Linked DNA regions of Homo sapiens: region 2 is linked to region 1. Evidence: read pairs that join two places in POLR2A ChIA-PET (ENCODE). Cell type or tissue: Panc1. All regions are shown on one strand. Links, peaks and the distances in the headings refer to the core of each region. The heading gives the core; the rest is flanking DNA.

Evidence for each region. ChIA-PET counts read pairs that join two places held together with the same protein. Peaks named below come from ENCODE experiments on the same cell type or tissue, not always from the same donor. Only the 100,000 strongest peaks of a DNase experiment are listed, where the experiment ranks them.
Region 2: POLR2A ChIA-PET joins it to region 1 with 8 read pairs; 2 of 35 experiments call an interaction of 5 or more read pairs at or near these places.

Annotation. Positions count from the first base shown.
Region 1 is chr17:46,045,714-46,048,623 of GRCh38, reverse strand. All of the region lies in intron 7 of KANSL1 (KAT8 regulatory NSL complex subunit 1), which reads left to right. Among named protein-coding and RNA genes, the nearest start is that of STH, 48 kb to the right of the region's middle. In Panc1, for the core only: no CTCF peak of the experiment used is centred there; no DNase peak of the experiment used is centred there.
Region 2 is chr17:45,948,088-45,950,997 of GRCh38, reverse strand. The region is part of intron 1 of MAPT (microtubule associated protein tau); the gene reads right to left. Among named protein-coding and RNA genes, the nearest start is that of STH, 50 kb to the left of the region's middle. In Panc1, for the core only: a CTCF peak has its summit at 1,755 (motif pointing right); a DNase peak (open chromatin) is centred at 1,713; H3K4me3 peaks cover 739 bases; H3K27ac peaks cover 1,177 bases.

The DNA.
Region 1 (2,910 bases), core at 298-2,797:
TAGGAATTTCCTCTCAAATCACTGGTGGGTTTTTGTTTTTGTTGTTGTTTTGTTTTGAGACAGAGTCTCGCTTTTGTTGCCCAGGCTGTAGTGCAGTGGTGTGATGTTGGCTCACTGCAGCCCCCACCTCCTGGGTTCAAGCAGTTTTGTCTCAGCCTCCCAAGTAGCTGGGACTACAGTCGTATGCCACCACGCCTGGCTAATTTTTTTGTATTTTTAGTAGAGATGGGGTTTTACCATGTTGGCCAGGCTGGTCTCCAACTCCTGACCTCAGGTGATCCACCCGCCTCGGCCTCCCTAAAGTGCTGGGATTACAGTCAGGAGCCACTGCACCTACCCTATTGTGTTTTATCAATATGTTAATGAATTATGTTATGGCTGTTTGTGTATTTGCTTTCTGTTATTTAAATTTTAGGGACCAGGCACAGTGGCTCACACCTGTAATCCTGGCACTTTTGGAGGCCGTGGCGGGTTCATCATCTGAGGTCAGAAGTTTGAGACCAGCATGGGCAACATGGCAAAACCCTATCTCTACTAAAAACACAAGAATTAACTGGGCGTGGTGGCACACGCCTGTCGTCCCAGCTACTCAGCAGGCTGAGGTGGGAGGATCAGCTGAGCCCAGGAAGTCTTGGCCGCAGTGAGCCATGATTGAGCCAATGCACTGCAGCCTGGGGAACGGTAGTGAGACCCTGTCTTGGTGGCGGGGGGAGTGGGGAAGGGATGGGATGTAATCTCCCTGAGGATAAGGGCTCCATGCTGTTCTTCATAATATCTCCCAGGTAGTCTGTAAGTTTTTTTTTTGTTTTTTTTTTTTTTTTAATTTTTATTTTTTAGATACAGGGTCTTGCTCGGTGCCCTAAGCTGGAGTTCAGTGGAGTGATCACAGCTCACTGCAACCTTGACTTCCTGGGCTCTAAACAGTCCTCCCACTTCAGCCTCCTAAGTATCTGGGACTACAAGTGTGCACCACCACAACCTGCTTCCCCGCCTCCCGCCCCCTACAAAGATGGGGTCTTGCTATATTGCCCAGGCTGGTTTTGAACTGAGCTCAAGTGATCCACCCATCTTGGCCTCTCAAAGTGCTGGGATTACAGGTGTAAACCACCACGCCCGGCCTGAACTTTTTCTTCAAGGGCCATATGGTAAATATCTTAGGCTTTGCAGGCCATATAATTGATGTCAGTTCATGTCACAACTGCTCAACCCTGTCATTGTAGCACAAAAGCAGCCATAGACAATATGTGAACAAATGAACCTGATTGTGTTGCAACAAAAGTTTATTTATAAAAACAATCATTGCTAACCCTTGTCCTAGAGAGAATCCTTCTAATTGACAGTTGATCAAACATTAGATAACTATAATCCCCTGTTCTGCATCTGTTCTTCAAATGATTGCATTTCTGGCCACCTAAATCCAGTAGATACCGGGATTTTTGGCTTTTGTTACCAAAACCCCCTAGCTGTGATAAGGATGTGGTGTAATATTCCTGTGGCCATGTGATTTCTTGTAAGAGAAAGGAAACAGAAAACCTGGAACACATGGATAGTCAGGAGCTGGTGGAGCAATAAATAAACTTGAACACAATGAGTGGAAAACACTAAAACATTTTCCTCTGTGCTTCAGATTCCAGAGTCACTGACTTTTACCTTCCCTTGCCATTGGATTTATGTAGCCCATGTAACTGCAGTTACTATTTGTATAGCATTTTAAAGTTTGTAGTACTCTTCTCATATTTGTCTCATATGCTGCTTTCAAAATTCTTTTTTTTTTTTTTTTTTTACTTTTGAGACAGTTTTGCTCTGTCACCCAGGCTGGAGTGCAGTCGTGCAATCTCGGGTCACTGCAACCTCCGCCTCCCAAGTTCAAGCAATTCTCCTGCCTCAGCCTCCTGAGTAGCTGGGACTACAGGCACGCGCCACCACGCCCGGCTAATTTTTGTACTTTTAGTAGAGATGGGGGTTTCACCATATTGGCCAGGAGGGTCTTGAACTCCTGACCTCGTGATCCACCCGTCTTGGCCTCCCAAAGTGCTGGGATTACAAGCATGAGCCACCGCACCTGGCTTTTTTTTTTTTTTTTTTTTTTTTTTTTGACAGAGTCTCACTCTGTCACTCAGGCTAGAATGCAGTGGTGTGGTTTTTGGCTCATTGCAGCATCGGCCTCCCAGGATCAGGTGATTCTCCCACTTCAGTGGGTAGCTGGGACTACAGGTGCACACCACCATGCCTGGCTAATTTTTTGCATTTTTAGTAGAGAAGAGGTTTCCCCGTGTTGCCCATGCTGGTCTCAAACTCTTGGGCCCAAGCGATCTACCCATCTTGGCTTCCTAAAGTGCTGGGATTATAGGCATGAGCCACCATGCCCGGCCCAGAAATTTTGTAAGGTGTTACTTCAGTGTTAGTGCTCAAGGAACAGGCTTGGTAAGGTTGTGGCTTATCTAAAACTAAATGGCTAATGGGTTTGAATGCCTTCACAGTTCAGACCCAGATTATCTGATGCCTGTCCTTCCTTTTACTATATTTCAAGTTCCTTTCCAGACAGATTATTAAGAGGAGTCAGATTTTTACCCTTTTTGGGATTCTGGCTACAGACAGCGCCACTAGGAAGACTTAGGAATGTTTGTTGGGTTACTCTCTGAATTACTGTGTTGAATTGTATAGTCTCATACTTGAAGAAGGACAGGAAGCCCGGACACTTAAGCACACTCATTGGATATCACCTGCTAAACAGAACAGTCATTTCTTTGTCAACAGCATTACCACATACAGTTGCAAATAACCTCCCCCACCCTCAGATATACCCAGACTGTGTGTCTCTCAGCTCCTGTTCCATCATTCAGCATCTCTACTAAGAGGTTCCATTTCCCTTGAACATTTTCTGTCCTGCTGACTGCAGGACACTATAGA
Region 2 (2,910 bases), core at 269-2,768, 98 kb after region 1:
GGACACCACAGTCTTTTAATAAGTGAAAAGTGTGGAGCCGAGTGCGGTGGCTCACACCTGAAATCCCAGCACTTCCGGAGGCTCAGGCAGGCAGATCACTTGAGGCCAGGAGTTCGAGACCAGCCTGGCCAACATGGTGAAACCCCGTCTCTACTAAAAATACAAAAATTAGCTGGGCATAGTGGCACATATCTGTAATCTCAGCTACTCGGGAGGCTGAGGCATGAGAATCACTTGAACCCAGGAGGGAGAGGTTGCAGTGAGCCTAGATCATGCCACTGAACTCCAGCCTGGGTTAAGACTCTGTCTCAAAAAATACATAAATAAATAAATAAATAAAATTTTAAAAATTAAAAGTATGGGAACTAGACAATATGGACCTTTTTATTGTGACTTTTCTGACAACAATGGAGATGGGGTGGAGGGAGAAGGGTGTGTGTGCAGGAAGGGGAGTGCGTGGCCGAGGAAGGAGCCTGGCAGGGGCCCAGACAACCTTCACCTTCTTCCTCATTTTGCCAAGGCTGGGGCCTCCAAGAACCCCTAGGCCCTCAGGGACAGGGATGTGCAGGTGAGACCCTGGGTCCCTTTTGCTCCCAAAGAATAGAGTCTTTGCAGCAGAGTTCACATCTTCTGTGCAGCTTACCTGAAGGGACAGCTTTGGCTGTCCCCTGAGGTGTTGTGGGGTGGACGAGAAACCCCAGGCATCTCGCCCACCTCCAAGGTGACCCTGGGCATCACTGGGGAATGCTGCGTGCTGTTTGGAACATGTCTGCCATTTTCCTGGGCACCTGCCCATGACAGTGCATCCAGGCTCACTGTAACCTGTGAGGTGGGCAGGATGGCGACCCTAGGTGGGTAAAGGACCTGAGAGGTAGAAACTTGCCCAAGGCCACCGAGCCCCAGTGACCCAACTCCCCCCAACACACATCCCTGCCCTCAAGGCAGGATTCCCGACAGCTTTGCCCCTCTGCTCCCTACGTTGTCACCTCCTCCCCAAACAAATCTCTGCTTACAAAATCCAACTGGCTACTCTCTCAGGAGAACCTCCCTGGGGATTCTTAAAGCCCCAGCTTTTGCTCCTAGTCTGTCTAGCAGGTCTGTAGGTTTCCCACGATCTGGGGCTGTTTCTTGCTGCAAGGAGGTGATGACCAATCCGCCTTCCTCCACCTGCCACCATCCTTCCCATTCCTTCTAACTTTCTTACTCAAGGCAGTACAGTTTGGTAATGATAACTCAGGTTCTAGAAAGCTCCTTGGGCAAGGGAGGGGGACCAGTCAACATCCCTTGCCAGTTTTGGATTATTAATAACATGTTTATTTCAGCCCTCAGGATGAGCCACTCACAGGGGCTTCACAGAGAGGATCTCTGTAATGCTCACAACCACCCCGTGAGAAGGAATGATGAGGAAACTGAAGCTCAGAGACGTTCAGAAACCTTTTTAGGGTCACACAGCTAGTAAGCAGAGAGCAAGGCTTGAATTCTGATATTTTGATGCTAAAACCCATCTCTATGCTACTGTATCAAACGGGTGCCTTCCCAACAGAGCAACCCCTTTGGGAAAGGGGAGCTGACGTTCATTACCCAGGCCCTGCTGGAGTCAAGAGTCCAGGGGCTCAGGGGAAGCCCGAGTCGGGCTGGTCTCCTACACCGCGGGCGCATCAAGCTGGGGACCTGGACCGAGCTTCCAGTCTAAATCCGACGGCCGTGGAGCGGCCCCGGCGGGTGTCTCAGGCTGCGCTGCGGCCCTCGCTAGGGGGCAGCCAAGGAAGGTCCCGGGCTCCGCCGCCGCGCACCAGGCGCCCGCGGTGACTCAGCAGAATCGCCCCCTGGCCCGCGGTTCTGGTCTGGGGAAAGCGTGGTCCTCCTTATCCCTTCAGTTAAAAACTCAGACTGGAATCAAGGACAGGGAAGGCTGCACAGCCTTGTGAATATACCGGAAACATTTTAAAAGAGTGACTTTTATGGCATATGAATTATATCTCAATAAAGCTATCGTTAAAAACAAACAAAAATCCCCTAAATGGATCTCTTGCAGGTAACTGAAGACCAAGCAGAGATAAACCTAGAATCCAAAAATAACCTTAACATGCGCTTTGTTCTCCAAGGTAATTTTTGGCTTCTGCACCCTGTCTTTCCTTTGCTCTGGTCTCCTGTTCTGCACCACCAGGAATTTTCCAGCACATTTAGGCGGAAAGCAGGATTTCTCATGATAGGAACCATGTTTGAAGCATTTCCAGTTATTACCTCATTTAATTCACACAACAAACTATTATGCTGACATAATACAGCTGGGGAAACTGAGGAACAGACAGGTTGAGTAAGTTGCCCAAGGTCACACAGGAAGTATGTAATGGAGCCAGGCTTCAAAACCCAGACATCCTGGCACCAGCAGCAGACCTGTCAGGCCAAGTGATAGCCGAGATTAAATCAAGCAGTGACTGGTAACAGCTAAGGAATATAAGGGCTGGCCCAACAGAACTAAAGCTCTTGTTTCCTGGGAGAACTTTCTCCTTATTCACAGTTTGTTCTTGAATGCTTATGGTCCAGCTGTTTTGCTTTAAGGTATAAAGATAAATGTTAGGGCAGGCATCCTAGTCCTGGGCCTAGGTGAAGGCTGGAGCCCACAGTCTCTCGGAAATCCCTCTACTCCAGGAGCGGGGAGCGAGTGCAACTAAAGGAAAAGAGCCCAGGAGGGCTGGGTGCGGTGGCTCATACCTTAATCCCAGTATTTTGGAAGGCCAAGGTGGGCAGATCACTTGAGGCCAGGAGTTCGAGACCAGCCTGGCTAACATTGAGAAACCCTGTCTCTACCAAAAGTACAAAAATTAGCCAGGTGTGGTGGCAGGCACCTGTAATCCCAGCTACTCAGGAGGCAGAGGCAGGAGAATGCTTGAACCTGGGAGGCAGAGG